3 separate regions of the Homo sapiens genome follow, and all the other regions are linked to region 1. Evidence: chromatin loops called from intact Hi-C (ENCODE). Cell type or tissue: heart left ventricle. All regions are shown on one strand. Each heading gives the region's core, and the rest is flanking DNA. Links, peaks and the distances in the headings are about the cores only.

Region 1 (3,067 bases), core at 283-2,782:
TTTTTTTGTATTTTTAGTAGAGGCAGGGTTTCACCATCTTGGCCAGGCTGGTCTTGAACTCCTGACCTCGTGATCCACCCGCCTCGGCCTCCCAAAGTGCTGGGATTACTGGTGTGAGCCAAGGTGCCCGGCCTCATCAGTTTCCATATGTGCTGGACTGCTCGATGTCTCTGCTTGGTAGAGACCTCTTATGTAAGTTACAGGCATGAGTTGTCTTTGACCCAGAGATGCGCCAGATGTGCCTCCAGGTACCCTCAGAACACAGATTGTGGCGACAGGCCCTCCTGATGAAATCGGAGACTTCACACCTTAAGGTAGAGATGATTCCACAGGAAGTCCTCAACAAGGTAAAGCCGAAGTATCAGCATCCAACCAACCAAGGCGGACAATTAATGTGAATCCAGTAGAAATCAAGCTGAAGGAAGGGACCCAACCTGTTCGAAAGGAACAATACGCCTTAAAGAAAGAGGCCCTAGAAGGCATCCAGCTGGTACATTCTGATTCTTGTGGCATGTCTTAATAAGACTTTGTCAGTCTCCATAGAACATGCCCATTCTTCCAGTAAAGAAATCTCATCCATGCAAGTACAAATTCATGCAAGATATAAGGGTGATCAGTGATACTGTAGAAGACACCCACCCCACTGGGGCCAATCAATACACTATTTTTATCTTCCTGTCCAGAGACCATGAATGGTTTAGAGTATTAGATTTGAAGGATGCTTTCTTTTGCATACCAGCGAATGCAGAAAGCCAATTATTGTTTGAGTGGACAGACCCTGAAACAGCCACACAATTTCAATATTGTTGGACAGTGCTTCCTCAAGGGTTTAAAAATTCCCCAACTGTATTTGGGGAAGCACTGGCTCAGAACTTAAGAGACTTACAATTGGAAAATGGGGTACTGCTACGGTATGCGGATGATTTGCTAATCTCCAGCTCCTTGAAGCAAGAATGTCAGGATAACACTGTAAAAACTAAACCATTTGGCAGCCTGTGGGTACAAGGTCTTAAGCAAAAGGGCACAGGGGTACAGATATGCAAACAAACTATGGGATACCTAAGATTTCTGTTACAGAGAAACCAGAGCCCTGACGGTGGAGAGGCAAAATGCAGTTGCCTCTATCATGACACCCACAACCAGAAAGCAGCTAAGGGGCTTCCTGGGAAGGGCAGGGTTCTGCAGAATCTGGATTTCCAATTATGGCTGAAGGTAAAGCTGCTATATGAAGTGATAAAAGGGGCCAACCACAACCCCTTTAAATGAGAGCTGTAACACCAGAATGCGTTTAAACAATTAAAGCTTAAGATGACATCTACCCCATCTCTGAGGCTGCCAAATCCTCATAAACCCTTGCAACTTTACGTGCATGAAAGACTGGGTCTGGCACTCGGGATCCTAACACAAAAACTAAAAGAAATATTGCAACCAGTGGCTTATTTCTCAAAAGGATTGATACAGTGGCAATGGGCTGGCCCCCTTGTCTCAAAGCAGTAGCTGCCGCCTGCTTGTTGCTCAAGGGAGCTGAGAAGCTGACTTTGGGTCAGCCCATCGTGATTTATGTGCCCCATCAAGCCTGGTGTTATTTGAGCAGAAGGGTGGCTACTGGCTGACGGTTGTCAGATTAGGCTGATATCGGGCCATCCTGCTTGATAATCCCGCAGTAAAACTGCAGACCACTGGAGCCTCAAACCCTGCCATTTTGCTGCCACCTACTGGGGAACAAAGGAACTAGTACACAACTGCCTAGAGGTTATAATCAAGTATTTTCTGGTCTCCCAGATCTAAAGGATGCAGCCCTCCCCTATGTAGACTGGTTGCTGTTCATGGATGGAAGCAGCTTAGTCACCAACAAAGGAGAAATGCTGCCTATGCTGTAGTAACTCTCTTGGAGGTAATAGAGGCAAGAACACTCCCGACAGGGACTTCTGCGGAAAAGGCTGAGTTAGTCGCTTTTACCAGAGCCTTGCAACTGTCCCAAGGTGAGAGCACCAATATCTACACTGATTCCAAATATTCCTTCATGATAGTTCATGCACACAGAGCTATTTGGAAGGAAAGGGGACTGCTAAAAGCTGATAATACTGAAATTTAATATGCTAAGCAAGTGTTGGAGCTGTTGGAAGCAGTAACAGCGTCAAGAAAAATAGCTGCTATGCATTGTCCAGGCCATAAGAGCAGCGATTTCAAACCAGCTAGGGGGAACACCTTCACCTACTGCACAGCCAGGCATCTAGCCAGCACCAGTGCCAAGGTCCAGGCACCTTTGATTTCCCAAGTAGATTTGGCAGCTTTCAAACCCCAGTGTAGTTTGAGGATGAAAAGATTGCCAAGGACAAAGGGTTTATTTAAGACAAGAAAGGCTGGAAAGTAAATAACAAGGGCCTGGTTTGGGTGCCAGCACACCTTCCTTCAACCCAATGCTAAAATATATTCATGATAGCATGCATTTTGGATGAGATGCCTCGTTAACTTTTGTGCAAAAATATAGGAAGGAAAAGGCTCACTTAAGAAGTATAATACAACATTGCTACCTTTGCGCTGAAAATGAGACCAATAACTATAGCAAAGGACAACCCAGACAACAGGCGAGAGGGAAGCATCTACTAGAAAATTGGCAGATTGACTTTGCTCAAATGCCACTTGCCCCTGGAAGGTACAAATACCTCTTAGTTGTAGTGGACACTCTCAGGCTGGGTGGAAGCCTACCCATATCATACCGAGTGGCCAACAGAGGTAGTTAAAGTGCAGCTAAAGAACATCATACCCCGATATGGGCTCCCTGACATTATCCATAGTGACAATGGGCCTTCATTTACCTCGGAAATAACCCAACAAGTAAGCAAAACAGTAGGAATAAAATGGAAGCTGCACTCGGCATGGAAGCCTCAATCCTCTGGACAGACTGAAAGAATGCATCATACTTTAAAGACAATTCTTGCTAAGCTATGTCAGGAAGCTCAGTTAAAATGGATTCAGGTACTTGGGATTGCACTACTCTGGGTAAGAATGGCCCCCAGAAATGGGATTAAGTTAAGTTCTTATGAAATTATTTTCGGGACGCCCT
Region 2 (3,067 bases), core at 178-2,677, 360 kb before region 1:
ATGAGTGGGGCTGGAAGCTTCATGGATTCTAGTTTTTAATGAATATCTCCCCTGAGCCCACACAAGCTTGTGACTGTTGGTCCCAAGGCATATTGTCCAACCTCCAAATGGAGCAGAGCAATGGTGAAGGAAGCCTGTCTGGTCAGCTCAGCCACTTCTGAGCTCTATAGCTTTGCACAGGCCTTTGCTCCTCACTGTGCCTAAGTTTCCTGCCATAAAACGGGGACATTGATACAAACCACACACACAATGAGGATGAAAAGAGATAATGGGTAAAATGACCTCACCTGCCAGGGAGTCCATGCTCAGAGAACTCTCATGCTCTTGGGTGGAATATTTCCTCAGAGACATAGAGCTTGGAGGTCAGGGACACGGGCCCTGCCACTGACCTGCTCTGTGACTCTGAGACAGTGGCTTCCACTCTCTGAGTTCAGATCCACACTGAACAGGCTGCTCTGACCTGTGCCCCTGGGCTGGGAAGGGAATTCTTCCTCCCCAGCTTGTCAGGGAACCCTTGGCCATGGCTGAGGGCAATCTGGCCCCAGTGCCCTGGCTTAATGGAACAGCAGGAAAAGGCAAACACAAAACCCAGACAGCAGCTGATCACGGAATCTGCTCTCCTTGACCCACAAGGATTTGTTGTGATCCAGCCAGCCTGTGACTCTGTCCACATGCTGCTCCTCTGCAGGGATGCTGCTGTTCACTCTTACTCTACTGAGACACACAGATGTCCTTGAATGAAATAATTCTCTCTCTCTGTCTCTCACACACACACAAACACACACACACACACACACACCCTAACTCTTCCTCCAGGCTCGCAAGTCAGCTGTCCAGAAAAACTGCCTTCAGCGGCCCCTTAGCCTGTGAGCTGCCCTCATTCCCCTTCACAGCCCTGAGTGAGGATGCGCAGCCTCCTTGGGCAGGAGGAGGCAGCTTCTGGGAGGTTGGGTCTCACAGCTCCAGTGCCCCCTGCTGGGCCTCTAGCCGGCTCAGGCAGTGACCCTGGGTAGGGAGCACCTCAGTGCTGCTCATAATTGCAGAGGATGGCCTCACCAGTCAGGGGGTCCTGGAGGGCCTGGGGGGGCTTGGTCTCTGACTGCCAGCAAAAGACGCTGGTCACATCTAGGCAGCAGGAGGCAAACACTGAGTCAGCTGACTTGCCTGACTTTAACCCTCAGGTTTTTTAAAAAAATTAAAATACAGGTGCAGGGGCTTGGGCTCGGGACTCCTGGACCCACGTGGGGCTGAGCGTGGATGGTGTTTGGTGTCCGGCTTCACTCCCAAACCGCACCCGGAGGGTTTGCGGGGCGGAGGGGCCTCAGGGCGACGGTTCCAGAACAGACCCAGGCTGCTCCGGTCAGCAGCAGCCCCGCCGCTCTCCCACCTAGCGGGGACCCCCAGCCCCGCCAGCCGCATCGCTCTGTCCCTCTCATGTCAGGCAAGCCAGTTCCGGACCGCGTGGCACCAGGAGCCGCCAGGAGCCGGGGCGACCCAGAGGTCTCCAGCGACCTGGCGTCCGGCGAGGACACAGCCCCCAGGAGGGGTTAGACCACGGGAGCCGGAGCCCGAGTCCCAGGGCCGCCGAGCCAGTTTAGAGTGGTCTCCAGGCCCTAGTGGGAAGGGGCTCCGCGCTTCTGGGCGTCCACAGGAGCTGCATGGCCCTGCCCGCTGACGCCCGGTCGGGACGCTCCACACCCTGTGTGGGGGCGGAGGGGACGCGGTGGGTGCGGCCTGGGCGCGGGTGGGCTAGAGCCTGGAGACCGCCGGGAGCCCGACTTCCTGGCGCTTTGCCCTTTGGGGAGCGGAGCCAAGGAACAGCGCCAACCTCTCTCCACAAGCCAGGGACCCTACGACCCACCGCCGCAGGTGAGCTCCGCCCGGGCGCCCCCTCCCCCACCACGCCTGGATCCCTGCCGGGCTCCCCGAGCCGAGACTGTGCCTTCTGCAACAGGGCTGTGCTCCAGGTGGGAGAAACATCCTTTGCTCCCTGCTTTGGGGTCCCTGGGCTCCTTGTAGGGTCTAGTAATGGTAAAACTTCTTACTCTGGCTGGAAAGGTAAAATTTTTCAGATCCCCTATGCTTCAGCTCAAAAAGCAGAGCTTATAGCTGTAATTGAGGTATTGGCTGCTTTTACTATGCCTATTAATGTGATTTCTGATTCTTCATACGTGGTTCATTCCACACAATTAATTGAAAATGCTCAGTTACGATTTCATACAGATGAACAACTGATGACTTTATTTACCCAATTGCAAATAGCAGTTAGGAGTAGAATGCACCCTTTTTATATCACTCACATTAGGGCTCATTCACCTCTTCCAGGACCTTTAACTGGAGGGAATCAAATGGCTGATCGCCTAGTTGCTACTGCAATATCTAATGCTAGACACTTTCACAATTTAACCCATGTTAATGCCTCTGGTCTCAAACGCAGATACAGCATTACCTGGAAAGAAGCTAAAGCTATTACCGAGTGATGCCCAATTTGCCAAATGGTGCATTCCTCATCTTTTACAGGAGGAGTTAATTCTCAAGGATTGGAACCTAATTCTCTTTAGCAAATGGATGTCACACATGTTCCCTCGTTTGGGAGTCTAGCTTATGTACATGTATGTGTGGACACCTTTTCCCACTTTGGGCTACATGCCAATCAGGAGAGTCTTCTGCCTGTGTTGAATGTCACCTTTTGCAATGTTTTGAGGTGATGGGCATTCCAGCCTCTATTAAAACAGATAATGCCCCAGGCTGTACTAGCCAAGCTCTAGCTACATTTTTCTCTATGTGGAATATTAAACACATTGCTGGTATCCCATATAATTCTCAAGGACAAGCCATAGTAGAAAGAATGAATCTGTCCCTGAAACAGCAGTAGCAAAAACAAAGGGGGCGGGGGGAAACAGGGACTATGGGACACTGCATATACAATTGAATCTAGCATTATTGACTTTAAATTTTTTGAGCCTGCCTAAGGGCCAGATGCTATCAGCAGCTGAACAGCATCTACAGAAACCAGCTGCAAAGACAGAAGCAGAACAACTGGTTTGGTGGAGAGATCTGATAACAA
Region 3 (3,067 bases), core at 178-2,677, 68 kb before region 1:
AGAACAAAAATCAAATTTAGACTGCTGTCTGAAGCTGACCACCCTAAGGGATTTTAATTTGGAGGTGAGATGAGGCCCTGGGGTCAGGAAAGGAACCCATCTTGTTTTGGACTCTTCAGCTGTCATGGGTAGGAGATTTGTTGCCAGCTATGTGCTTTAATTGAGCCTAAGGGGAGGGGGCACCCAGAAGGGACTCTGAAGCCAAAGGTGAGAGTCCTGTCTTCCTGCCTCCCCACCTCACTCCCCAAGAGTACACATTGGGCAGTAGAGTTTCCTTACAAAGTCAGGAAAGAAAAAATCCAGAGACCAGGCAGGCTAATAAATGCTCACCAGAAATATCTGGCCTAATAATCAAAACAGCTCTGCCATATTCATTGTCTGGGACAAGGAAGAAAACTGAGGTTCAAGGTGGACACCAAGAGTCTAGCCAGGCAACTGGCAGCCTAGAGCCCTAGAGGTCCCCGCAGACATCGCCCTCCAAGCCCACCCACACGCAACGTTTCCGCCAACGGGATGGCTCCACTCCCAGCTTAATCACCTTTAAATCACTCAGGGACCCCCTGGGCCACCTGCTCCACTCCAATCCACCTCGCTCACCCGTGAAGGGCCTCCCTATGCATGGTCGCCAGGCTGGGGGTGGGGGTGTCCGTGCCCCCCTTGCCCAGGATGGGGGTTGCCTGTTTCCAGGGGAACAGGCTCTTGGCAGTCGCCCTCCAGGCCACCCCTCTCTAGTTGGTAGCCGGGAGTATGGTAGCGCGTGTGCAGGGCAGATAGCACACAGAGCGCTTGGCGATTTGGTTGGGAGTCGCCAGCGCCACACCTCGGGGACAGCGTCAACTTTCCAAGGCGGGCCTGGGGCACCCTCTCCTTCTCTGGCCTCGGGGCGCCTCCTAGAAGGCCCTCCTTTTCTCGCAGGCCCCTGACTGTCGGCGGTCCCACACTTCTGGGACATCTCCCCCATTACCTCTCCCTAGTGATGGGTGTGCACCCCATGGGGCAGACAAATCTCTTAGCCCACCAGGCTTGAGAGTAGGGTAGGGGCAGTGGTGGCACTAAAGTGTCACCGCATCACGCTGGCCACTTGCGGGCAGGGGCTGGGCTTCAGTTGACTCCTGCACATCCACCCTCCAAATTCCAGCCTCTGGCTTTGGGGCCTAGGGGCAGGGTCTGTGGACACCACGGGCCAGGCTCCCCGCCAGGGCGTCGCACTTGGGTGGTGGCCCTGCAGCTCCTGGCGCCACACAACCGCTGTCCCGGCTCAAGCAGTGATCTTCTGAAGGAGTGGCAACAGAAGCCGGGACTAACCTGGCAGTGCCACTTACACGCGGCGCCTTTTCCCCATCCAGTCCCCTGTGTCCAGTTCCCCAGCGTCCCCTGCAGGGCCCCGAACCCTCCTCGGTGCCCGCGGCCTCCTTCCCCGCCTGCTGCTCACCACACACCGCGCTGCCCTTGCTCAGGGCTCCAAGGCGGTGCTGGCCACCACGGTCACCGCCAGGCTGAGCGCGAGGGCGGGGCGGGGCGGGGCGTCCATGGCAGGGGCGGGTGTCCTGGCGTCCTCAGTCTCCCAGAGGGTGGCGACCCCCGCGTCCCGCTCCGGCACCGGCGGGAAGAGAGCGCCTCCCGGAATCTGGTGGACAAAGAGGGCGGCTCCTTACGTAGGCGGGCAGAGACAGAAGCTGGCGTGGCCGGGCTCCTGCTCCCCTATTCTCCGACCCCCGCCACCTAGCCCGCGCCACCCAGGGCTCCTGGATCGTCTGGCTCGGGGCCTCCTCCCCGCTGTGTTCCCTCCCTGGCGGCTGCAGAGCCCTCCTGGGCAGCGGAAACAAACTTCCCCGAGCAGGAAGCCCGTGCCCCAGCCTCCTCTCGGCAAGGACCAGCCCGCGGAACACCCCGGCCCCTCGGCGCCTGCCCTGTCCTTCTGGCTACGGGTCCAGGAGGGCTGGCATGAGACCAATCGCGACCCTGCGGTTCCAGAGCCTGCGTCCCGCACTGCCGAGACCACACAGTCTCCTCTCTTAGGAGCCTTGACATGGCCCTCTTGACGGGTGGTTGGGGGACCAGGGTGTGTGTATATGGGGGACAGTTGGTCAAAAGTGGCTTTTTGTTTCCCCAAAAATAAAGACCCCTTTGAAATTTAAGGTATTTTCTTTTTTACTTAAAACCAGTAGGGTCTAATTATTTAAATGTACCCATGATCCTGTCAGTAAATTTGAGCACACTTTTATTCGTTTTTGTCAGTTAGTCCTTTTGCTTGTTTCTGTCTTTAAGGAGAATTTAAAATTCCACCTGAAATCAGTAAAGTATCTTCAGAAAAATTGTATTGAGAAAAGAGGCTTTTTCAGGAGGAACTGATATCTCTGGCGAATTTTCTGTCCCCTTGTTAGAGTTTATAAGTCAGTTATTTTATTAAAACTTAATTTCAGTAAAAATTTCCTATAGTCGGTGGAGCAATATAAAAAAATCTGGTGCAGTGGCAGTAGAGCAGTCTTTAGAATTCTTAGACATTCTGATGTGTCGAATTGAAGCCATGCCTGAAAAATTCATGTCACAACTATTGTTATTTTTCAGTGCCACTCTTTGCCCTTGAGGGAAGCAATGCATTCCTTATAACTCTAGCAGCCCAAAGAGCTGTCTATGGCTACAACACCCTTCAAAGATTACATTTTAATGAAGTAGACCATGAATACAAAAAAGCCTTAGCTTTTTTTTTTTTTTTTTTGATGGAGTTTCCCTCTGTCCCCCAAGCTGGAGTGCAGTGGCTTGGTCTCAGCTCACTGCAACTTCCACCTCTCAGGTTCAAGCGATTCTCCTGCCTCAGCCTCCCGAGTGTCTGGGGTTACAGGTGCCTGCCACTACATCCAGCTAATTTTTGTATTTTTAGTAGAGACAGGGTTTTGCTAAGTTGGTCAGGCTGGTCTTGAACTCCTCACCTCAGGTGATCCACCCCCCTTGGCCTCCCAAAGTATTGGGATTACAGGCATCAGCCACCACACCTGGCCTCTTTTAGCATTTCTTGTGCCTTTACATATGTTACTTAAAGAGCGTTCAGAAATTATAATTTGGGTAT

The links. Peaks named below come from ENCODE experiments on the same cell type or tissue, not always from the same donor. Only the 100,000 strongest peaks of a DNase experiment are listed, where the experiment ranks them.
Region 2: a loop joins it to region 1, with 10 times the contacts of the local background. A loop is called at or near these places in 80 of 110 quality-filtered maps.
Region 3: it touches region 1 in a loop (2.2-fold over the local background); 5 of 110 quality-filtered maps call a loop at or near these places.

The regions. Positions count from the first base shown.
Region 1 is chr7:65,306,221-65,309,287 of GRCh38, forward strand. All of the region lies in intron 2 of LOC105375334 (a long non-coding RNA gene), which reads left to right. Among named protein-coding and RNA genes, the nearest start is that of ZNF92, 66 kb to the right of the region's middle. In heart left ventricle, for the core only: CTCF peaks have their summits at 1,706 (motif pointing left) and 1,910; no DNase peak of the experiment used is centred there; H3K27me3 peaks cover 804 bases.
Region 2 is chr7:64,945,989-64,949,055 of GRCh38, forward strand. No RefSeq gene overlaps it. Among named protein-coding and RNA genes, the nearest start is that of ZNF117, 44 kb to the right of the region's middle. In heart left ventricle, for the core only: no CTCF peak of the experiment used is centred there; a DNase peak (open chromatin) is centred at 1,583; H3K4me3 peaks cover 1,026 bases; H3K27me3 peaks cover 1,972 bases.
Region 3 is chr7:65,238,286-65,241,352 of GRCh38, forward strand. All of the region lies in intron 1 of LOC124901661 (a long non-coding RNA gene), which reads right to left. Among named protein-coding and RNA genes, the nearest start is that of ZNF92, 130 kb to the right of the region's middle. In heart left ventricle, for the core only: no CTCF peak of the experiment used is centred there; DNase peaks (open chromatin) are centred at 986, 1,496 and 1,859; H3K4me3 peaks cover 993 bases; H3K27me3 peaks cover 2,418 bases.